Regions from separate parts of the Homo sapiens genome. Here regions 1 and 3 are each linked to region 2. A link is a loop called in an ENCODE intact Hi-C map of the cell type or tissue named here. Cell type or tissue: dorsolateral prefrontal cortex. All regions are shown on one strand.

Region 1 (8,000 bases), 130 kb after region 2:
GAGTATAAATAAGGGAAAGTGTGCTAAATTCTAAAATCCACTCCAGTCTACTGGGGTTGAGATTGTTGATTGATTTTGTCATCATGGAAAGCTATTTCAGGATTTAGTAACATTAAAACCACTAATTTTGGCTGGGCGTGGTGGCTCATGCCTATAATCCCAGCACTTTGGGAGGCTGAGGTGGGCAGATCACCTGAGATCGGGAGTTCAAGACTAGCCTGGCCAATATGGTGAAACCCCATCTCTATTAAAAATACAAAAATTAGCTGGGCGTGGTGGTGCATGCCTGTAATCCCAGCTACTCGGGAGGCTGAGCCAGGAGAATCGCTTGAACCCCAGAGATGGAGGTTGCAGTGAGCTGAGATTGCGTCATCACACTCCAGCCTAGGCAACAAGAACGAAACTCTGTCTTTAAAAAAAAACAAAAAACAAAAAAAAAAACCCACTGATTTCTAGACAGTGTTTTAAAAAGAAAATATTATCTTAAATAAAGCCAAACTTTCAGTTATTAAAAAGTCTATTTAGTCTAAATCCAAATTCATTTTATCCAATGTCAAGCTTTTCCCCTAAGAACAGCAGTGAGGAAAAAGAGAGGGGTCCAAGGAATGAAAGGCGGCAAGTGTGAGGAAAGGGAAAGGTCTGCCCACTTTTCTGTGGTCCAGTCCTGCAGCCTGTAAAATATCTTCCACCATTTGCAGGAGTCCACATGCCAGCTCTCTCTAGTGAGACCCCTTTGCTGGGACCTCCATGCTGCCTGATGCAGGCAACGGGTGCCCTTTGACTCAGCTCTCAGTCTCCTCTCAGCTCCTGCCTCTGTGGTTCACCCACAACCTCTTTCTGCTGCGGGCCTAGCCCTGGCAGGCAGCCTTCGCAGGCAGGACAAGTCTTTCAAAAAGACTCAGGCCAGCTGTCCTCCATGTAGACCACCAGGCCCACAGGAAATGTCAAGCGTTTTTGCTGTCCTCTCTCCATACACTGTCCCCAGGGGCAGCTCCAGCCACATGGGGGGCTTTCAGATGAGAGGAAGATACTTGCCTCTGTATTCACAGACATCCCCAAACTCCAGGAAAGCCACACCACACTCACTCAAGAACGCTTTCTCAGGAGTCCATTCTAATCCCACAGCAGCACCTGGCTGGTACCTCTGTGCAGCTCAATGAGATGTCAATCTACCCTCTTGAATTCAACCGTAATCTCTGAGTTATTCTCTTGAGGCCTTTCTCTAATGACTAGGGGAGGACAGAAAGAGGAGAAACCCCCACCTCCCCCAGGCAAGAGCTCCCTACCCCTAAGAGTTCCTTGCAAGCAACTGACTTATACTCTTCTCTTACACAGGTTGGTTATGCTATGGGGGGTATAATAGCTGCTATGTGCACAAAAGGTGGTTAGAGGTATCAGTGCGAAATGTACAAAAGTAAAGGCTAAGTCCACCTATAGTAACACTGATGTGTGCAACCAGGACTATCCAGGAAGAAAATCTTGATAATTTTAGTAACTCTAGTGCCACTACTAACTGTCGCTGCCTTTATAGGAGACAGGGTCTCTCTTTGTCCCCCAGGCTGCAGTGCAGTGGGGCAAATATAGCTCATTGCAACCCCAAACTTCTAGGCTCAAAGGATCTTCCCACCACAGCCTCCCAAGTAGCTGGGACTACAGGTGCACACCACCATGCCTGGCTAATTTGTTTACTTTGTGTAGAGACTGGGTCTTGCTTTTTTGCCCAGGCTGGTCTCGAACTCCTGGGCTCAAGTGATCCTCCTTCCTTGTCCTCCCAAAGTGCTGGGATTACAGGCGTGAGCCACCACACTCAGCCTGTCCCTGCATTTTCTAACACTGTTCAGATTCAAACTCCAGGTGGAAGCAGTCAACAGGCTAAGCCTAAGAAGCATGTCCACCCCTGCAGTTCCTAGGAGGCAAGAACAGAAAATGCCCATTTGAACTCTGCTGGCTTCCACAGCAGAAGGTAGAACCTACCAGGACTCATTATTGGGCAACCTATAGTGGACAGCAGATGTCCATTACAGACATTCCCTATCTGCTTCCTTAAAGAACTGAGAATATCTGTCAAAACAACACTGGTAATGATAAACAATGTTAATTCTGCCAGTCCACGTTACATGCCAATATTGTTCCAACTAAAAAATAATTTATAAAAGCATAGCTCTGATCACTACCACAATCTGCCATCATCAGTCAGAGTCAACAAAAAAATAAAAGCTCCCAGAAGGGCTAAAATCCTTAATGCAAGGCTGATAACAAAGATGGCAGGAGATTATTTAATTTTTTAATGTCAGATCATGTTAACTGCCATGCTTAAATTTGCAAATTGTTGCTTGTTAAAATATCCATTTACTAAAATGATAAATAATACATGTTGTGACACATTAGTGAAACTGTTATTTTTTAAAGCATCACAGACACAGATGAATTACCATTTCGGTGCAAACCCTTGTACCATTTAAGGAAAAACAAGAGGATCTGTTAAGTTACATCGTGGCAGAAAACTCAAGAGTTGCCACCACATTTCCCTACCCCAAAATGACCCTCCACATTTCAGATTCTTAAGGTCTTCTCAGCAAGGCATGTGCAGAGCCAAAACCAGAGCCCAGAAAGTTGACTGAAGGCTTCCTGCCAAAGGCAGCCCTTGCAGTAGCAGCACCAGCTAACATCAAGGTCGAGCTGGCAATGGAAAGGTGGCCAGGTTTAAAAGAAATGCTGTCAGGAATTGCCAGGAATAAAGAAGCCATTCCAAATTGCACTATAGCAAAGGTAACAAGGATCACAGCTTTCCCCAATGTTCATCCATTTCATCCCCCACTAATCTTGCTCAGTAATTTTCATGTTCAATTTTACCTCTTATTCATATAGAGCTCAGCTCTTTGCTTTTATTGAATGGGAATACATACTAGAATTTCCTTTGAAAGAGAAATGGTTATTTGCAAATGCTGGAAGGCAGAGAGTAAAAACAAAGTTTGTAACACAAATATAATTTTGAAATTCAACCATTTATATGCCAAAAAAAAACCCAAACTGTGTTCTATTTACCTTTAACTCAAGATTTGAACATATATCATAAAATCCTTAGAAAACAAAGTGACTGTATTTTAAAAATCAAACCAATGATGGTACAAAAAAAAATTGGTAACCAAAAGATTAAATGTAAAACATGAGTTCACTGACTCAAGGTCAAATTTCTAAACTTGGCATTCTCAGCTCTTCATGGTCCGGCCCTAGCCTACCTTTTTCTATTTTACTTCCTACTGCTTCCCTTTAATAGACGTGTACTCCGAGAAAACTGTACTACTCAGCTCCTCACATTCTCCTGTGTGTATTTTTGTTTGTTTGTTTGTTTGTTTTGAGACGGAGTCTTGCTCTGTCACTCAGGCTGGAGTGCAGTGGCCCGGCTAATTTTTTATATTATTAGTACGGACGGGATTTTGCATTGTTGGCCAGGCTGGTCTCAAACTCCTAGCCTCAAGCAATCTGCCTGCCTCAGCCTCCCAAAGTAATGGGATTACAAGTGTGAGCCACCACACCCGGCCTCCTGTGTGCATTTGTAAATGGTGGGCTCACCTCCCTTTTCTTCTGAATATCTCCTTAAAAATTACATGTCCAGGCCAGATCACTTGAGGTCAGGAGTTCAAGACTAGCCTGGGCAACATGGCGAAACCCCATCTCTACTAAAAATACAAAATGAGCCAGGCAGCTGGCATGTGCCTGTAGTCCCAGCTACTGGGGAGGCTGAGGCAGGAGAATCACTTGAACTCAGGAGGCAGAGGTTGTGGTGAGCCAAGACTACACCACTGCACTCCAGCCTGGGTGACAGAGTGAGACTCTGTCTTAAAAAAAAAAAAAAAATTACATGTCCAAATTCTCCCTTTCCTACAGTGACCAGCTCAAATGGCATCTTGGCCAAGTGTCCTCTCCTTCCTCTGCCTCCCACAGTCCTGGCAATGAGCTATACTCCATACACCTTATCCCTTCTTGAAGAGTCATCTTTGGTCAAAAAGTCACTACTAAACTGTGAGTTCATCTTCACAACACAGCTTTTACTTATGGGGAGACACTCACACTATGCCCTGTTTACACAGGATCCAAGCAGAGCCTGCCTCCAACCTATGGCAGGTCATCTCCTGCCTGCCTTGTGTAAATTCCTCAGATTTAAAAGCCCATTTATTCCTTTGGCTCTTTCCCACTAGGGCTTAGCTCTCTCCCAAAACAATGAATTTTCCTTTCAATGACATTGGATAAGGCTCCTTGATTTGATCTATTTTCTGCCTCCCATCCACTGAGCCTTGCTCCAGGGTATGCCCAGTCCAGTATAAAAAGCCTGGCACCACCTTGTGGGGAGAGAATTTCAACCTCTTTACACAGATGCAAAGGTCCCCATGAGGCAACTGGCCCTGAATTCTGGAGTTCGGCTCCTCCCTTCTCTTGGACCTCAGTTCTCAATTCTCTCCCACTGAATCTTCACAGCTACTTAACTTCTTAATGAAGCTGAACGCTCTATCAACCATCCAGGCCTTAAAGTTCTCAAAGCTGAATATCAAGCATAATCACCCAAGTAGAGAAATGGATCAGACATCAGAGACATCCAGGCAACCTTATCTTGTCTAAAATTATATCTTGTCTAAAAAATATAAATATGTATTTTTAAAATTTTTCGTTACACAATAATGGAATATAATTTCACTGTAAAAAAAATTTGACAACATAGATGACACAGACAAAGTCTCCACTGACACTTCCTCAATCTCGTCCCATGTCTGTCTTAGAGTCCTTTATCCACGTATTTACATATCATCCTTCATCAAATCTAAGATCTTATCACTTGTAATGTGCACTATGCTTCACCAAGAGTTTAAATTAGTAAACTATGTCACCAATTGTTAGATACGCTGATTTCAGAAATGTTAAAAAATCTGAAAAGCATGTTTTAGAATTTACAAATACATATAAATTTTGAGGTTTACAAATATAAATGTAATAATTTTATATTTTTTCTCACTAAAAACGTATCTGAGAGAGCCTCCCACATCAGCTGCATAAAGATCTATACCACACTCTTACACACTTTTTAGGTATCGCATTCTATATGCTGGCTGTACCACTGTACATTTAATCATTCCAATATTTCACCATTCCAGTGCTGGAATGAGCATGTGTTCAGGTGTATTTCACTAGACACAAAATTACCAAATTAAAAGTATGTGATTTTATTTTCAAAGATACAGCCAAACTACCTTCTCCAAAAAGGTCTGAACAATTTATATGCTCAGAATATGAAAGTACACCCATTTTTTCTCATTGCCGCCAAAGAATATTATTCTCTTTAATTTCTGCCAATCTGATGGGATAAAATCATATCTAGTTGCTTTAATGTGTAATTCACTAATTATTAATGAAGTTAAGCATCTCTTTGTATTTATTGGCCATTTGTTCCCTTTCTGTCAATGCCTTTTTATATCTTTTGCCCATTTATTCTAGTGTTTTCTTATTAATATGCAGAAGCTTCTTTATATACTCTGTATTTATCCTTTGTGTATTGCACATGGTCTATTTTCTCCTAGTCTGTTATTTGTTTTTTAATTATATTTGTGATTTTGTCTTTGGTGATACAGACATTACAATCTTTTAATGGTCAAATTTATTCATCACTTCCCAGCTATACCCAAGATTACTTACATGTACGTAATACTTTCTTCTAACAAGAAACCCATTCTTTGCAAACTCCACTGGGTTCTGGCCTGGCAGTGCTTGAAGGGATATGAGATACACTCCTACAACCCACACATTGGAGAATTTCCATACAGCTATCCTGACCCCACCTCTGAAAGAGGCAGGTGTCAGTCAGTGCTCTGCCAGCCTGTGGGCACTATTTCAGGAAGGACCAGCCAGTTCTCTTTTTTTTTCCAGACAGGATCTCACTCTGTCAACCAGGCTGGGCTGCAGTGGCACAATCATAGCTTACTGCAGTCTCAATCTCCCCAAAGTGCCTCAGCCCAAAGCACTGGAATTATAGGCGCATGCCCCACACCAAACTACCTTTTTTTTTTTTGAGGTGGGGTCTTGCTATGTTGCCCAGGCTGGTCTCAAACTCCTAGGCTCAAGCAATCCTCCTGGCTTAGCCTCCCAAAGTCTTGAGATTATGGGCAGGAGCCACTGCACTTGGCACTAGTTTCCTTTCTTAACATCAAAGCCAGAAGCCTAACCCATTCCAGGCTAAATGTGCCAGCCTGGTCAGCCTGACATCATGGCTCAAAACCAGAGACCAGGCTGGGCATGGTGGCTCACACTTGTAATCTCAGCACTTTGGGAGGCTGAGGCAGGTGGATCACCTGAGGTCAGGAGTTCAGGACCAGCCTGGCCAACATGGTAAAACCCCATCTCTACTAAAAATACAAAAATTAGCTGGGCATGGTGGCATGTGCCTGTAATCTCAGCTACTCAGGAGGCTGAGGCAGAATTGCTTGAACCCAGGAGGCAGAGGTTGCAGTGAGCCAAGATTGCGCCACTACACTCCAGCCTGAGCAACAGAGCAAGACTCCATCTCAAAAACAAAAAACAGAGACGAAAGCCCTGCCACACAGAGAGGCAAGCATCCCACTATCCATGGCTCAGTCCCTGGGCCAGGAGTGTCTGGACACCCTATGGAAAGACTGTCACCCCACCCCTCTCTCCTGTAGTCTCAGATGTAACATACTGCCTGCAGAACTGCATCCCTGACCTGGTAGAAACCAACCCCAGGGCATTGGGTAACTCTGATGACTAGATCCTGGTCTGACATGCCCAAATGCCAAGGTGTAGTCCCTGCGAGACAGTCCCCTGTCCCCAGAGAGACGGTGGAGAAAGGCTGGCTCTTCTCCCTTCACACCTGCACTATGAGATCAGGTCTTTGATTCCTCTGCATTCTGCTCCCCACTGCTGACATGGTCTCCCTTACAAGATATGCCATAACCTACTGCCCAGCCTGTCCAAACCTCACGTATCAGGCCCTCAGGACTCACCCAACTACCAGAAAGAGGGCCCAGGACAGTTAGGTTCCGAGTTCCCTGACTCCAAGCAGGGTGAAGTGAGCTCTGGTTCCTGGGTCAGTGTAATACACTGGGTTATGGATGGGTCAGAGGTTGGTGGGAACACATACCTTCCCTCTCTGCGATACATGAATTATTTAGTCAAGAACATAGCACTTAATGGGCAGGTAAGGTGGAAGTACAGAGTAGGAGCAGATGCAGCCTATGTTTCTGTGGCTTGTCCTTTGCCCCTGGGTTTCCACCTAAGAGCATCAGCCAACTATAACACCAAGCTCAGGTGGGGTCCTCCCAGATGTGGGGCACGGGGGAGCGGAGAGGAAGCTGAATCTTTGCTGTGGCTTTTAAATACTCTGGCTTATCTACTCATCACTATACTTACGTTTAAAGGAATATTTATATACATTAGATACTCCTGGTTGGTGAGTCAAACTCGGCATTTTCAAGAATTCCTCCTCACCTGGGATGCAGGTGGGGGTGAAGAAGGCTCTGTGTCCAGGTGTCCCTGCCTCCAGCTTCCCAATCTTTGGAAAGTCCATCTCCCAGAACTGTGATGGCCTGAGAGGCCTGCTCCAACACACATGAAACTCAGCAGAACATCGCAGGGCATACCTGGGAAAATTCCAATCCCACCTCAACCTTCTCTCAGACAAAATTAATCTTGCCTGTCAGAGCCAAATGTAACCTAATGTTCCCCTGATGTAAACAGCTCCCCCTTCTCCTGTTACAGCCCCAACCATCGTGCTTGCACAAACTGAAATCCTACTGTTTACAGCCTGATGATAACCCAGTTGGCATTCTGTGCTCTAAGCTACTCCCTTAGAAAGAGCTTCCCCTGGCCGGGCGCAGTGGCTCACACCTGTAATCCCAGGACATTGGGAGGCCAAGGTGGGAGGATCACAAGGTCAAGAGATCAAGACCATCCTGGCCAACATGGTGAAACCCTGTCTCCACTAAAAATACAAAAAA
Region 2 (8,000 bases):
TTGTGGGATGCTCCTTTCTACCACCTCCCCATGGAGACCCTTCCAGAAGACTGCCAGGCCTAGAAGAGCGCTGAGCTGGGAGTTAGAACAGCAAGTTCCCTAACAGATGCCACATCAGATGGCCTTGGGGCGGAGCCTTAGCTTGTATTGTGATATCTCTATCAGTCTTGGCTCTCCTCTATGTCCCAGATAGATACTGAAGACAAAGATATCAGATCTGGGTGAGCAGTTACCTAAAAACAAAGTCAATTCTTTACTTTCTGTACCATTGGAGATGATATGGTCTATCTAGAGACATCACTGGGCTACTAAGATCTGAGGAGATTCAGTAATGCGCAGTTGGCCACAAATGCAAAATATCACCATCAAAATTAAGGGCCTAAAATGCTTTCTAACAATTCTGTGCCAAGAACAAGAGAAAGAAACAGCATGAAGAGCACTGGGCTTGGAGTCTTTTTGTTCTGTTTTGAGACAGAGTTTCGCTCTTGTTGCCCAGGCTGGAGTGCAATGGTGCGATCTCGGCTTACTGCAACCTCTGCCTCCCTGGGTTCTCCTGTCTCAGCCTCCCGAGTAGCTGGGATTACAGGCGCGTACTACCGTGTCTGGCTAATTTTTTGTATTTTTAGCAGAGACGGGATTTCACCACGTTAGCCAGGCTGGTCTTGAACTCCTGACCTCAGGTGATCTGCCCACCTTGGCCTCCCAAAGTGCTGGGATTACAGGCGTGAGCCACTGCGCCCAACCCAGGCTTAGAGTCTTGAGCACGCATTTGGTTCTGCTTCCATCTCTAATGAGTCATATGACCTTAGAGAAGTCTCCTGGCCTCTAGGTCTTGGAGGGTGGTTTAAGTGCTTTCTGGGGCCCCTTTTTGTTCCCATAAACCTCAGTTACTCTACTCCTGCAGACCAGCAGGTGGCAGTGACTACTAGACTAGGAGGCTGGCCTGTCCCTGGTTTCCTGTCACCGCACTAACAAACCTGAAAAGTAAACATAATCATGACTGTGAGATAAACGATTATGATATATGATCAGCGGGACTGGGTACACATAAACTACGACTAAAGAACAGAGAGTGAAACAAATACTAATAGACAGAATGTCTGCAATGACAAATAAGATTTGATTGAACGCGACTCACAGAAAATCTAAACAGACACCTACCTTTCTCTTTATGGCAACTGACTGTGGTTTCGTCAATCTTGGGGGAGAGCTTTGAATATTTTCTTCTTCTTCTTCTTCTTCTTCCTCTTCTTCCTCCTCTTCATCCTCTTCCTCTTCTTCCTCCTCTTCTTCCTCCTCCTCGTCCTCCTCCTCCTCTTCTTCTTCACTGCTCTCTTTAGACAGCTCCAGCAGCTGCCCTCGCTCCCCTGTGACTGGCCGGCTCTCCGGGGAATGCAAATATTTATTTTTCGATTGTACTTTTGCAGGTGATTGCCTACTGTTAGCTCTAGTTGACAGGATTTCTTGTTCCTCCTTCTCCCAGCAGCTAGCTTGTTCCATTAGCCGCTCAGCCTAAGTGGGGAGGGTAAAAATGGTGGCCAGTGAGAGGGCAGTTACACAGCCAGAGCCTCTGAGGATCAATGGCAAAGTGTCTCTAAGTCGGTTCTGATCAGGACAGCCAGCCAGCCAAGCACATTCCAGCTGCATCATCTCAGGAACCTTTTGCATCAGTTAGGATAACAAATCAAAGAAGATTGGGTTTCATGGGATATTTAACAGTATTAATGATGCAGCGAATTGATTTGAGTCCTTTATCACTACATTACATGCTCACTGGCAAGGAGCACTTTAAGCAAGTTCATAAACACAAAGAATCAATTGACACTGCAGCCTTGGAGCTCAGCACCGAATTTGATCTGATTACATGCTCTCAGTAGTGAAAAATGCTGCTTTGTAATCAATGATAAATGTTTCATTTTTCATACTCAATTCAATAAAATTATCATGTCTTACCATGCAACCTCAGTTAGGATAAATTAGTGCCATATCATTTCACATGCTATCTCTACATAACCAAGCTTTTGACAACGATCTTAATGACTTTCTTAGCTTAAGAATGCTACAAGATTGAAGTTACACAACTTAGGATGATAAAGACAATCATTACCTCTTTCTCAGCTTCTCGCTCTTCTTCAGACACTGCAGCATTAGAAATTAAAATTGGGGTCCACCTCAGACTGTCTGGATCAAGTTCATTGGCTCTGGAACAGGTTTTCAGCTTTTCCATGTGGCTCAATATCAACTTTTCCCGTCTAATGATGACAAATCTGTAATGTGATAAGGCAGAACAAGATGTAATCACAAGCTGAAATTTCACTTCAGCTTCACATACGGACATATGCTAGCACTAATGTTATCTGCGTTAGGAAAAATCAGAAAGCACCTCAATGAGAGGGTACAGAACACTGGAATCCAACCAGTAAAAAAGTGTCATTTCATGTGTTATTTTTAGGAGAAAAGGTTTGATAATACTGTTAGGGAACCTCAGTCTTTAACTGGAATGAATGCACCTATCTCCAGGGACCCTTTCTGGTGTGGGATGCCTGAGCCACGGAGCTGCCCAGGGTCCCAGGACTCACCTGCCATCTCTCTTGTCGATCATGTGGAGGTGCTGCAGAGTGGTGGCAATGTCATGTGGGCACATGCCCGTCGCTCTGCTAATTGCCTTGATGCTGATGTGCCTCTCATGGTGGTGGTAGAGATACTCCAAGATGACGCTCTTCCAATATGCCAGGTAGGAGAGACGGCCCAGATCGGAGAGAGGCTTTTCAGGAGACCCTGCTTGGCCTTCTCTTCTAGAAAGCAAATAGCCTAGGGCAGAAAAAATAAATGGGCATTCCTCACTGTGGCATTCCCAGAGCTTAGAACAGGAGCCACTAGAAATAATATGAGTAGTGACAAGGTAAAAACATCACAACAGAGAAGTGCATTCGCTTTAGGAATGTAGCCTCTTCCCAGTTATAGTGATTTGATCTCCGTGAAGTTTACGCTCCTGAATCTTTGACAGTGGCACTCTAAGTCAATTCACGCAGCTAGCAGCAGCATTCCAAACACATATTGTGACATATTTAACAAAGACTAAAAGCTATGGTTGAAGACATTACTCCTGCTAAGTCTCAACATCTAAGTCTCCCACAGCTTTAGATTCTTTCAAAAACGAAATGTCAGGCACTTACTCAGAAATCCTGTCGAGGGACCACCCCCAACATTAATGGGCAAGTTGTTTTCCACAGGAAGGACCTAATGACCCTTTGACAGCTGGGTCTTAATAAAAAGAGAAGGACCTCTGTTGACTCAGAGTCTATATTGCTTGTTACATTTAACTAGCAGGTTGATCTGAAGCTTTGTTTTAGGACTAATAAAAGAATGTCTTTCAAGTCAACTGCTGCAACTCCCATCAGCTCCACTAGCTCCATTTTCACCTCTTTCATAGAAATTAATTTACAATCCAATCCCAGAATATTGCTCCTACAAATTAAGACAAAACAAAACAAACTCCTTAAAACAACCTATTGCATGTATGCTCAGAAAATCCCCCAGCATCTTAAGCTTTTGAACGCATTTTACAGCATTACTGTGAAGGTTCCTTGGCAAAGGAACTTTAAAAATGGAAAAAAAAAAAAAAAAAGAAACCAGCCCTTTAAATCCACTTGAAGGTAATGAATGAAAGCTGGCGGCTGTCTCAGTAATTAAGAGCCACTTATGGGGTAGAAAAGAAATGCTATAAGCTAATGATGTCTACCTTGCTCTAATTATCTATTTCAACAGCCTCACCTTCATGAACTTCCTAAGTTTAAACAAACATCAACCACATACAGTAGGTGGCAGCAATGACAAAATCATACGGCTCCATAAACCACCCAAATCTTCAGCATTTTTCTTCTTTATCTACATTTCCAAAATGGCTGCATTCTCAAGAATTTTCTCAATTTTAGGGTTATTTTTTGTTAAAGAAGAAATCAATGCCTCTGATGCATTTTCCTGCATCTCAAAATCACTGCAAATACAGTAATGCAGAAATACAAAACAAGAATCCAGCCTGAACCCTCGAAGGGTATAATCACAGCATTTTGCATTTTGATGGCTTTAATCTGAATGCCATTATGAAGAATAGGCGTAAATTTAACTTCAGGTTTTGCTAAGGTCTTTTGACTTATTTGTCTCTTTAACCCATGTTTAAGTGCAAAGTATTTGACTGAATGCAAACAAGCACCGCAACATTTTACAGTGAAACCACTGTCTACATGTAATTTGGCAGCAGATTGGGGCTTTCAATAGCAGTGTGTCAGGAATGCTAACACAGTGATGGCCACTGTGCCGAAGCCAGCCCATATTGTGTCCTGTCAACACGAAGAAGAGCTCTCTACGTCTCTGTGTTGCCAGAGTATGAAGGGAGCCCACACCTCAGAATACAGATAATTGGCACATCCGTCACCTGCCTCCAAAGTGCTTGGCACATGCTGAGAAACGTACCCAGGAGGCTGGGGGGTCCCAGCTTTGTACTCCTGGGGGGGTGAGAACCATAGAGCCGTGGATATAGAACCATTCCCTTTTGTCCATGAGATCCCACAATTGAAAGTCCCCTGCAGTGAGTGTGAAAGTCCCCAGGTCCTCTACTGGTGCTTATTTGAATCCAGCAGTCAAGGACAGAAAGCCCCACTCCTCTCAGCCTTGCTGAAAGAATTCTGTACAACCAAAGTGTTCATACCAAGGTGGTATGTGCCCCCCCATACCTTATGTCCCCCACTATGATGGGCCAGCTTACCCAGAAGCACATGTGTTCCTTTGTTCTGTCTCCCCGCTACAGTCCCTAATCCGGAAGGCAGCAGCAGCCAGCATCAGAAAACCCACGCTTTCCGCAGCTGTTCATGCTTTCACACCCCGAAGTGGTGCACACACACCCTGTCAGGGCCTGAGCCTAAATGGGTTAGGCCACTCAAACCAGCAGGCAACTTGGGGTCCATGGGGAGCATTTAGGCATAAACCTTTTAGCACCTGCTACTCCTACCATGTTAAGTGGCTGTCTCCTGAGACACTCCCTTGGACACAGACTTCAGGCTATGACTGATAGTCACGGAAGAGTCCTGGGGAGGTGGCAGCAGGGTGATCAGCCCTGATGGGTGTGGGTACACTGAAAGCCCAGTGGTCTTTTTCAGCAAACACCCTTGCACTGTGCTTGCAAAGGCCAGGAGAAAGCAGGGAGTGGCCAACACCTGCCAGGAGGCCATGCTTCCCTGGGTGCTGTAAAGAAGACAACTGCAAACCCAAGCTCCAGCCAGAGCACAGCAGGCGGGTGTGCAGGGATGACGTGCACCGACACTGCAGACTGCACAAGGCCACTATCCGAAGGGACCCCTGCATGGCTTGCAGTGGGTTTTTCCCTCTCCTCTCTGACTCATGAGACCCTCAAGGAACTAATAGCAGGAACTGGCACTTATGCCAGGAGCCATTTGGAAGTCCACAAAGTCTACTCACGTAAGAGAAAACAGAATCCATCAAAACGATCAAAATGAACAAAGATACATTTCTGATTCCTTACTAGTTAAATGAACTCACTTGTAATATGTTAAACTGTACAGCTTAGAAGAAAAGTGTGTGTCATGTCCACTCCACTGGCGTGCTTGGTGGATGTAGGACAGAATTCCATTTGAACCAGCAGCAGCACTTCCTCTCAGAAGGCTGCAGCTGGTGGCACTTCACTACTCTGACCCTCATAACATGCGATGTTTTAAAAAACGAATTTCTTGCCACCTTTTGTTTCTTTGTACTTTTTTTTTTTGAGACAGAGACTTGCTCTGTTGCCTAGGCTGGAGTGCAATGGTGCGATATGGGCTCGATGCAACCTCCGCTTCCCAGGCTCAAGCGATTCTCCTTCCTCAGCTTCCTGAGTAGCTGGGATTACAGGCGCCAGTGGCCATGCCTGGCTAAGATTTGCATTTTTAGTAGAGACAGGGTTTCACCATTTTGCCCAGGCTGGTCTCGAACTCCTGACCTCAGTCCCTCAAGTGTTGGGATTACAGGCGTGAGCCACTGTGCCCGGCCTCTATTTTTTTCTAGGCTCTTCACAACATAATTATGATATAGCCCATTGGAAGAAAAATTTTTGGTAAGAACATTTCACTTATTGAGTACATCATAGAGATGTGGTGGTTTAAGTTACAGCTCTTAACTTACCAAAAAAATTCCAAATAATTGATCTAAGATGCAGGGAAATAAAAAACACTTATCTTGGCTGGGCGCGGTGGCTCATGCCTGTAATCCCAGCACTTTGGGAGGCTGAGGTGGGCAGATCACCTGAGGTCAGGAGTTCGAGACCAGCCTGACCAACATGGAGAAACCCCATCTCTACTAAAAACACAAAACTAGCCGGGCATGGTGGCGTGCGCCTGTAATCCCAGCTACTCGGGAGGCTGAGGCAGGAGAATCACTTGAATCCGGGAGGCAGAGGTTGCAGTGAGCCGAGATCATGCCATTGCACTCCAGCCTGGGCAACAAGAGTGAAACTCCATCTCAAAAAAAAAAAAAAAAAAAAAGCACTTATCTTAGAAGCTGGTGTATTATCCTGAAGCATCTGAAACAAGTACAGTACACCCCTGGTGAATAGATTCCCATGGTGCTCTAACACTTCTCCTTAACTCGGGATACTTTCAATCAGAAAACCTCAGCTCTCCCTGGAGAAACCTGGCTGTTTCAGATGGAAAACAAAGTGATGTTTGGAGGACAAATCCCAGTAGCTGCAGTATAATTAATCGCTGGTGAAATTATTCCCTGGAACTTGTCTGTGAGCCAGAGGTGCTGGCCAACAGCACTTACTCTGTGAGTGGGAGCCTTGTAATTGAAAACGGGGTAGCCCATAAACCCCTCATCCACATCAACTATCTTGATCGTAGCAAAAGCTGGCTTCCTCTTTTGCTTTACTGGAAGTACTTATCCTGGGGAAGGTGACATCTGACTTTCAGTATACAGGCCACATAATCAATTCAAAGGATTGTCAAGATGTCTGCTTAAAGGGAAAGGAAGAACAATGTGATTTCTGTCTATAAAAAGTAAGCATTTCTAAGCTGTACTGCATGGAACCCGAGTGTGCCTCACCTCTGTTAAGGCTTAACTACTTGCAGTAAAAGAATCAAATCTCATGTTAACTAGCCCTGAGTTTGAAATGGTTAACTCTCTCCCAGTGGGAGAAAATAAAAGTGGTAGAGAGTTATCTCATGTAGACAGATCTATTAGGATAAGGAAGGAACTATCTAGACAAGGTCAAGATATGTTTTTGCAGACCCAAATTCCCAAATTAAATTTAATTCCCAGCATAATAACTGTAATGTTAACGCTCATTGAAAATGAAAATTCCTTCCCTTTAAACTAGGAGTATTCAAGAGTGTAAATGGACCATAGTAGAATAATGTTCTCAGGCAAGGGCATGGATAGGGACAGGGATCTCCCCCGACAGGGGCAGACACCCTCACCCCTGCACACCTCCATCTTCCACTACCTGGAACCAAACCAAACCATATGAACCTCCTCAAACACCAAAGTGTAAACTTTGGCAAGCTACTCACTCCCAACTTCCATCTCTCTGGATTATGTGAGTTTGGGGTCACCAGCTGCTTTTAGGGGATGATAATCTTTGAGGATTACACACTTTTCATCAGACACCTGTTTAGCTCAGCAAATCCTGCTGAAAGGTCTGTATCAGTCGACGGCACTGGGTTTGCAAGCCTGGGAACAGACACGAGGCCAGGGATTTATGGCAGCTTTTGAGCACAGGAAATCTGATGACTCTAACCAAGTTATCTCATGCTTGGAGATGGCAATTCACTGGTTTGTACGCTCATCTGTTCCTGGTTTCTGGTGCAGAGCAGCACTGACCAACTGGATGAATGGCATGTTATCAGTTTAAATAATGACAAATGAACTTGACAGGCTATTTATATCTCCTCGTTTAAATTTTGTGGTGATTTTGCAATTAGTGCAGAAGGATGCTGAACCTTAGTTCTCAC
Region 3 (8,000 bases), 93 kb after region 2:
ATCTGTACTTACTATGTTTCATTTCAGCTAAGTCTATGTGAGTCAAAATCACAGGTAAGTTAAATACAATTCTTGTTAAATATTTTGCCCACAAAACTCCAATCTGAACACTGAATTTAAACAGATATTTGCATTGGGTACACCCAACTTTAATACGTTGTCTTCATTTTCTCTAGACCAAAATAAATATATCTGGTACAAAAGAGGTCTGGTCTAGATAGGTATTAAGTATTTTCAAAGTATGTTAAAATAATAAAAAAAGAGGCTGGGCACAGTGGCTCACAGCTATAATCCCAACACTCTGGGAGGCCGAAGTGGGTGGATTACCTGAGGCCAGGAGTTCGGGACCAGCCTGACCAACATGGTGAAACCCCATCTCTACTAAAAATACAAAAAAAATTAGCCAGGTATGGCGGCAGGTGCCTGTAATCCCAGCTACTCTGGAGGCTGAGGCAGGAGAATCGCTTGAACCCAGGAGGTAGAGGTTGAGGTGAGCCGAGATTATGCCACTGTACTCCAGCCTGGGCAACAGCTTGAGACTAAGCCTCAAAAAAAAAAAAAAAAGGAAAAATAATATAAGGATAATTTAGTCTGTGAAAAGCAATCATTTTTCAAATAATATAATTTGCCTCTGACTGATTTTAAGACCTAAATAATATTACCATAAAGAATGGTGGCTATCACCTACTTGTGCTCACTTTCCTTGAATGGCTTGAAAACACAAGTAAGAATTAAACCTAGAATGTAGTAATAAATAATTACTTGGTATAAATTCTTTTGAATACACACTGCTTATATATGTGAAACTAGCAGCCCGTTAGAAGCCATATATATTTTCCCATTAATTAACCACAGCAAGTTATTAATCATAATTGCAAACAATTTGCCCAACTGATGGTTCCTTGGTTTTTTTTGACATGACCATTTTACAGATAATTAGACTACAGAACCACTAAATAAGGATTGTGTCTTGGACTATGTCCTGTATATGATGATAAATAATACACTGGTGGCATTCGGTCAATGTATGACTAATACTGCCATTCGTTTATTTTTTAAATACTTTATGTTCACTGAAAAATATTTATCACAAGATTTCACTGTACGCAAGAGCATCTGTAATACAGGGTAGAAACGGAATGTTTTCAAAACAGAGCACCTGGAAACATTAGCCAGAACTCAGGCGGCCAGTATTTTGGGATTTTTTTGGCAGGCACATAAATAAATCAGACATTCTGATTAGAAAATGAAACTCCCAGCTCTAGGTAGAAAAAACTAATTTCATTCAAGATAAATAGTTACTTTCAAATTCATTAAAGAGGAAAAGAATCTTGGTGGAGACAGGCATAAATCCTGGAAGCTATGTCAGATATAAGCAATGAGGCCCAAACCACTACCACGCAGTCTTATGTAGCACTTCCCAGTACAAAGCCCAAAAAGCTTTGCGTACTTTTATCTAATTAATTATAAATCACTAAACAAATCTTGACCATGGTGAGAATGCTACTTGGACAGAAACAGTCTGAACATTTTGAGCTCTAAATTCTACCACATAACCAAAGAGAAAAATATTCAGCAAGAGAAAACAAAGGTTCTTGGCTAAAACCTCAACTCACCATCTTGTACTTATCAAAGTCATTGTAGGCATTATTTCAGGGTTACTTTACTGTTGTCTAAAAACTAAAAAATGTACATGCCTCAGACCAAGGTCAGTGCTCAATAAATACTTGCTGATTTGATGTCTTAATTTTTCAAGAAAAGGGTTATAAAACCTTTAAAGTCTTAAAAACTACGTATAAAAACTAAATATTTCTTTCTCCAAAAAGTTCATATGACAAATGACATAAGTGAGCTAAGAATTTTAAGACACAGACTAAAAACCAGGCCCCCCACCAGTGATTAAGCCAGTGATTCAAATTGTTCTTCCTGATGAAATAGAAAATATTATAAATATTTATTCTGTAGTAGTGGAGTTCACTAAATATTATTTATTTTTCATCTCCCTTCCTGCACTCATCACGCTTATAACTAAAATCACATACTATTACACTTGATTACCACCCAAAATATCTAGCATTCTCTGTTTCACATGCATAAATCTTATCCATCCAATCATACTGCTAGTTTCTTGAGAGAGGGGACTGAATCTTGCACCTTTATACTCTCTTCAGGGCCTTAGTGTACCATCAGGATATAAGAGACTTTCAAAAAATTACTTAGCTATCAAGTAAGTGATAATTTTAACCAGAGAAAGAAAAAGTTAACTCCTGCTTCTGGCACAGTCAAACAATGGATACTTACTTTACTCAAATATCCTAATTTATAGAGTTGGATTAACAATTTCAAGAATTTTGAGCAGAGTAAAAAATGTTATATTACAGCTATACAAAATGAAATTTACTTTTCCCTGAGTTTTGCATTGTAGACTGATTATTATTACCCTTAATGAAATAGAGGATTGACTTAAAATAAATTTTCAAACAATAATATGCCAGGTAGACCATTTCTTTTTCCTGGAGCACTTTTTGTTGATGAGTTCAGATGTCTGACTCATGATCTGGTTTGGCTTACATAAGCCTGTGGAGTATTCTCTTGCGAGTTTAGGGCAGCTCAGAGGGTCTTCTCTATCCAGAAGCACTGGAGAGTCACACATGAGTACTTGGTCTGAATACTTCCTAGGCTGGAGGAGATAGGGTTCAAGGGCAAGGATCACTGAGGAAATTGCCAGTTTCCTGACCCTACTGCAGCGGTGGTGGATGCTTATAAACAAAGGCAACTGGGTAGGAAATACACCATCCATTCCAAGCTAGCATGAGAGAGAAACCTGAGGAAGCGTGAGGGGTGAGGGAGATGGGGTACTGAGATAGCCCAGAGCCCTTTGAGGCTGCCCCATTTCCCACAATCAATAACCTAGCCCTTCACTACTTGCTGAGATTCTGAATCAGAAAGGATTTTAAATTATCTGGCTTTCAAACAGGAGATTTTCAATTTCCCCAACAAGCCTGTCAGAACCAAAAAAAAAAAAAAAAAAAAGGTTTCTTGCAGCAGGCTCTGGTTGGCCAAGCAGAGGCACCTCCTGCTGGGCCGATGGCTCCCCAGTTCAGATCTCCTGATCATTCAGGCTCTCCCGAGAGGTTCTTTATACCCACAGAAACAGTGAGGCCCCAATCTGCAGGGATCTGCTTTAGGCAGTCCCTTGCCAGTCAAAAGATATGACTCCTAATTCATTACTATACTATGGGAGCAAAGGGAGGGGTTTGAAGTAATGCACAGAAGTCTGAATAGGGCCTTTGTCAAGCACCTGTGCTAGGCCAACACACTAACTGATAGAGAACTGTTCATTACATCAACATCTAGGTCAAACCCAGAACAATGACATCCTCAGTGAGATTTTGTGATAATATTTCTGGACTGTGTATTACAAGGAACTATAGTGGTGCAGTAATAATAATGTTGATTGTGATGATCAACATTGTGATGATTCCACTGCCTCCCTTTATTGAATACGCTTAACTCTTACATCATTATTACATTTGATCCTTATGACCCTGTGAGAAAAGGAAGAAAAAACATCCGAAAATGAAGGATTGACACAGAGCTGACTTGATTGGAGGTCACTCCTTCAGCTGTTTCCTGGGAAAGCCAGAATAGGTCTCAAGAGTGTACTGAAGAAGGAACTTATTAAATGGATACATTCACTCATTAACAAAACCTCTGTCCCATGCCTCCACGTGAAGTGGTAGATCAAACTCTAGGGTTTCACAGACGTAATTTGGTCCTTGCCCTTAAAGAAGTTCTGAGATTACATGGAGGGAACAAGGTGGCATTTAGACTGGTCTTAAAGGGTAGGTGTGTCTTGCTAGTAACGACAACTACAACATGCCCAACATGTGCAGAGGCATGGGCCCAAGAAAGGACCTCCGTCAGGTTATTTAAAATGATTCAACACATACATAAAATAAGTGATCTGCATTTTCTCCTGTAGGCAATATGGATACAGTGGTGTTATTTTTGTTGTCGTTGTTGTTTTTTGAGACAGAGTCTCAGTCTGTTGCCCAGGCTGGAGTGCAGTGGTGCAATCTCGACTCACTGCAACCTAGGCCTCCAGGGTTCAAGTGATTATCCTGCCTCAGCCTCCCAAGTAGCTGGGATTACAGGCGTGTGCCACCACACCCAGCTAATTTTTGTATTTTTAGTAGAGACGGGGTTTTGCCATGTTGGCCAAGCTGGTCTTGAACTCCTGACCTCAGGTGATCTGCCCGCCTCGGCTTCCCAAAGTGCTAGGATTATAGGCGTGAGCCACTGTGCCCGGCTGGATACAATGGTGTTTTTATTAAAATAATAACATATCCCATTTTTGACTAGTCTAAAATATCAAGTGTTTAATTTCAAAGTCAAATTCAACAATTATAGAGGATTCACAATACACATATGAGGTCTATGCATTTATGTAGGTAGGGGACAGTCACTGTTCCTGTGCATATTGGCACTGTACTGCGCAGTTATCTGTATCTTGTTTGCTGGGTCCCCTGCCCCCCACCCTGCCATGGGCTGTACGCACATGCGACACAAGCTGCATCTGTTCTGCCGACTGCTCTGGCTCCTGCACACACTCTATTTCAAGCACATAATGAGCACTCAATACATTATTTCAAGGAATGAATGGATGCCTATCAGGCACTGTATTATAAAAGAATTCCCAGTCTAGCAGAATGGAATGATGCCCAAACAATAGTGATAACACTGTTATAAGTGTTATAAGAGTTACTATTAAAGAGCTTTGAAAACACAGATAAAAGAGCAACTAATCCAGTTCAGATATCCTCCTATACATCAACTTGTATAGACAATTTTCACCCCTTAATAATTTGCTTTCACAACAAATACTCATCCAACAGAACCTATGTTTTTCTGTGAAGAAAATCTAAGCAATAAAAAGTGACTCAATTTCCAGGCATAGGTTTTACAAAATGCTTCTGGATTATGGAAAAGAAATGTTCTTATAAAGACAGACTGTAACAAAACTAATCCTAGACCAGCACAGGAAATCATCTTCACTTGTGGGGGGAAAAAGGGGGGTGGGGGTGGGGACTAGAGAGGAGGGAGAAGTATGGAATGATTATCCCACAATAAAAAAAGAAATTGGCCAGGCTCAGTGGCTCACGCCTGTAATCCCAGCACTTTTGGAGGCTGAGGTGGGCGGATCACGTGAGGTCAGGAGTTCAAGACCAGCCTGGCCAACATGGCAAAACCCTGTCTCTACTAAATAATACAAAAATTAGCCAGACGTGGTGAAGAGCACCTGTAATCCCAGCTAATTGGGAGGCTGAGGTAGGGAGAATTGCTTGAACCCGGGAGGCAGAGGTTGCAGTGAGCCGAGATCATGTCACTGCACTCCAGCCTAAGCGAGACTCCTTCTCAAAAAATAAAAAATAAATAAAAGTAAATTTACATTTTGGTTTGGATACAGAGACTAAAAGGTCTCCTCTACCACCCCATAAATTCTAGTATCAGACCTTTAAACTTTCAGATGTTAAGAATTAGTTTATTCCCCAAAGGTTCAATTAGAACACAGCTGAAAAAAAAAAAATTCAGTATAGCAAACTGACTGATTCCATGATCTGATTTCATCACCGAGCAGTAGGAAGCATTTAGCTGGTCTACAGAGAGAGAGGTGTGTGGTTCTCTTGGCTAGAAGGCACAAAATCCAACTTTCTGTTCTTTTGGCAAAAGAAGGAATGTCCAATCAGCATAGTAGGAAGTAAGTAACAGAATTTCTAATTTTACAAAGTTAGTCAATTTCATGGTTAAGAAGTGCTGTTTTGATGGTAACCTTTACATTTTTACAACCCAACTATGAGTATTAAGTAGGGAAGATCCAACTAAGATAGTTATTTCAGGGGTAACGTCCCTTTCTCTCAAAGTTAAAACTCTTAATATAATTCACTTGGCTTGTAACATGGTATTTAGTCATTCTCATTCTTTGAATTGTTGCCTAATGCAAGCTTTCATTTGGATACACCACTCCCGTTGATGTTTATAGGACTGCCTTGCTATTAACCTCTAACCCAATTAGTCACCAAACTGACAGCATGCATTGCTATTTGGAAGCCAACTGCTTATGAAGGAATTTTTTTTTAGAATCTGAACAAAATGAGCCGTATTATGGCCACTTTATTTATAGTTTTTAACGAAGTATTCCAGGATATCTACAGTGACAAACTCAGGGTAAAAGCAAATCAGGTCCTTTGTGTGCACTGGGCCAGGGAGTGAGGGCTATTTTAAATAAAAATATGTTTTAAAAATTTAAAGGTGTAATCCACCTTCTACCATGGCCATCTCTCCCCTTTACTTCTGTTACCTCTGTTTATCTCAGTGATAGATAACTCCATCCTTCCAGTTATTCAGGCCAATAACCTTGAAGTCTTCTCTTTTTCTAACACTCTGCATCAAGTTCATCAACAAATTCTGCGGGCTCTACTTCAAAATACATCCAGAATCTGTCCTCTTCTCACACTCTCCACCATTACCACTGGCCTAAACCATCATATCTCTTGCTTGTTTTGTGGCAATACCCTCCCAGCTGCCACCTTGGTGCCGCCTACAGCTTATTCTCAACACAGCAGCAGGAAACAGCTTGTTAAAACGTTAAGTCAAATCATGTGCCTCCTCTGTTCAAAACCCTGCAAAGGCATCCATCACTCTCAGCAAAGCCAGAGGCCTGACCTGTGCTGAGACCTTCCTCCCATCTGCTCTCACCTCTTACTACTTGACGACTCTCCCCTCTCTCTCCACGCCAGCCACACTGGCCTCTTATCTGTTTCTCAGACATGTCAAGGGCTCTTTGCACTTGCTGTTCCCTCCATCTAGAACACTCCTTCTCCATGCCTGGAATGCTCCCTCACTTCCCTCAGAAGTCAAGTTAAATGTCACTTTCTTAGAGAGGTCTTTCCTCATCAAACTATTTAAAAAAGCAATGCCTCCCCATCCCATCACTCCTTAATTCCCTTACTCTGCTTTATTTTTCTCCATAGCATTTCTCACAGCTGACATGCTATATACTCACTTACATTATTTGTCTCTTCCCATTAGGATGTAAATGAATTTCATGAGGGCAGAGACTTGTCTGTTTTGCTCCCTGCTGTGTCCCCAGTGCCTACAACAGTGCCTGACATACACCAGGTGCTCAAGAAATAGTGGCTGAATTAATGAATAAATAAATGAATGAATACTAGACTTCCTCCCTTCTACTTCTCCTACTCCTTTTCTATACTACTTCTAATAATAGAATTGTTTGCCCATGACTCATTGATAAAGTTGTCTTGCATTTACTTCTCTAAGATCTATTTCAAACTAACTTATCCTGAGCCCACACCCAATAAATAAACAAGAACTTAAGAAACCAGCTTACTTACCTTCTAACTAAACATTAGGTGCTTGAATCTTTCCAATAACCTCTACCTGTTTCTAAGGGCCTATAATTTCTTCTGCCACAGTGTATAATTCAGCCAGTGTTTCTCAATCCTCAGGCATTCCCAGACCATCCACGGCAATTTTGCTTCATCTGTGTATCACCTGTGCTATTATTTTCTTAACAAGTTTTAAACCTGGCTCACTTTTATTCTTTAAAAAAAAATATGACTACAGAAATGAAGTGTTTGTTCATGAACCACCACTGGAGGTTACATATACCAAACTCTGGATTCACTTGAGCCAAAAAGTTTACCATGGGGCCTGTAATACCTTTAGGATGTAAAACAAACACACATACATACACACACATCCTTTTGCTTAACGCTATGTAAGTTAAAAACTGAAGTCACATTAGAATCAGATCATCTATGGACTCAAAATATATCATGAAGAAATGTCTAAATTCCTAGTCAGATTAATTCAGGCCATCAACACTAAGTTCCTAAAGAAAAAACCTGCCCAATTATCTGCTGGGTCCTTTGTAAAATATTACCTGCTAAAATGCTCTGGTAAAGAGCACACTGGTA

What was found. Peaks named below come from ENCODE experiments on the same cell type or tissue, not always from the same donor. Only the 100,000 strongest peaks of a DNase experiment are listed, where the experiment ranks them.
Region 1: it touches region 2 in a loop (2.5-fold over the local background); 14 of 110 quality-filtered maps call a loop at or near these places.
Region 3: it touches region 2 in a loop (5-fold over the local background); 4 of 110 quality-filtered maps call a loop at or near these places.

What each region holds. Positions count from the first base shown.
Region 1 is chr10:74,885,899-74,893,898 of GRCh38, reverse strand. All of the region lies in intron 3 of KAT6B (lysine acetyltransferase 6B), which reads right to left. Among named protein-coding and RNA genes, the nearest start is that of KAT6B, 63 kb to the right of the region's middle. In dorsolateral prefrontal cortex, CTCF peaks have their summits at 4,190 and 4,389 (motif pointing left); a DNase peak (open chromatin) is centred at 4,341.
Region 2 is chr10:75,015,393-75,023,392 of GRCh38, reverse strand. KAT6B (lysine acetyltransferase 6B) reads right to left here. Exons shown (of 18, transcript NM_012330.4): 14 at 2,580-2,811; 15 at 2,108-2,267; 16 at 1,162-1,512. SNORD172 (small nucleolar RNA, C/D box 172) reads right to left here and starts at 1,660; the gene lies at 1,602-1,660. RefSeq lists silencers at 894-1,003, 6,330-6,497. In dorsolateral prefrontal cortex, CTCF peaks have their summits at 923 (motif pointing right) and 3,825 (motif pointing right); a DNase peak (open chromatin) is centred at 932; H3K4me3 peaks cover 1,804 bases; H3K27ac peaks cover 3,963 bases.
Region 3 is chr10:74,922,486-74,930,485 of GRCh38, reverse strand. The region is part of intron 3 of KAT6B (lysine acetyltransferase 6B); the gene reads right to left. Among named protein-coding and RNA genes, the nearest start is that of SNORD172, 95 kb to the left of the region's middle. In dorsolateral prefrontal cortex, no CTCF peak of the experiment used is centred here; a DNase peak (open chromatin) is centred at 3,115; H3K27ac peaks cover 6,820 bases.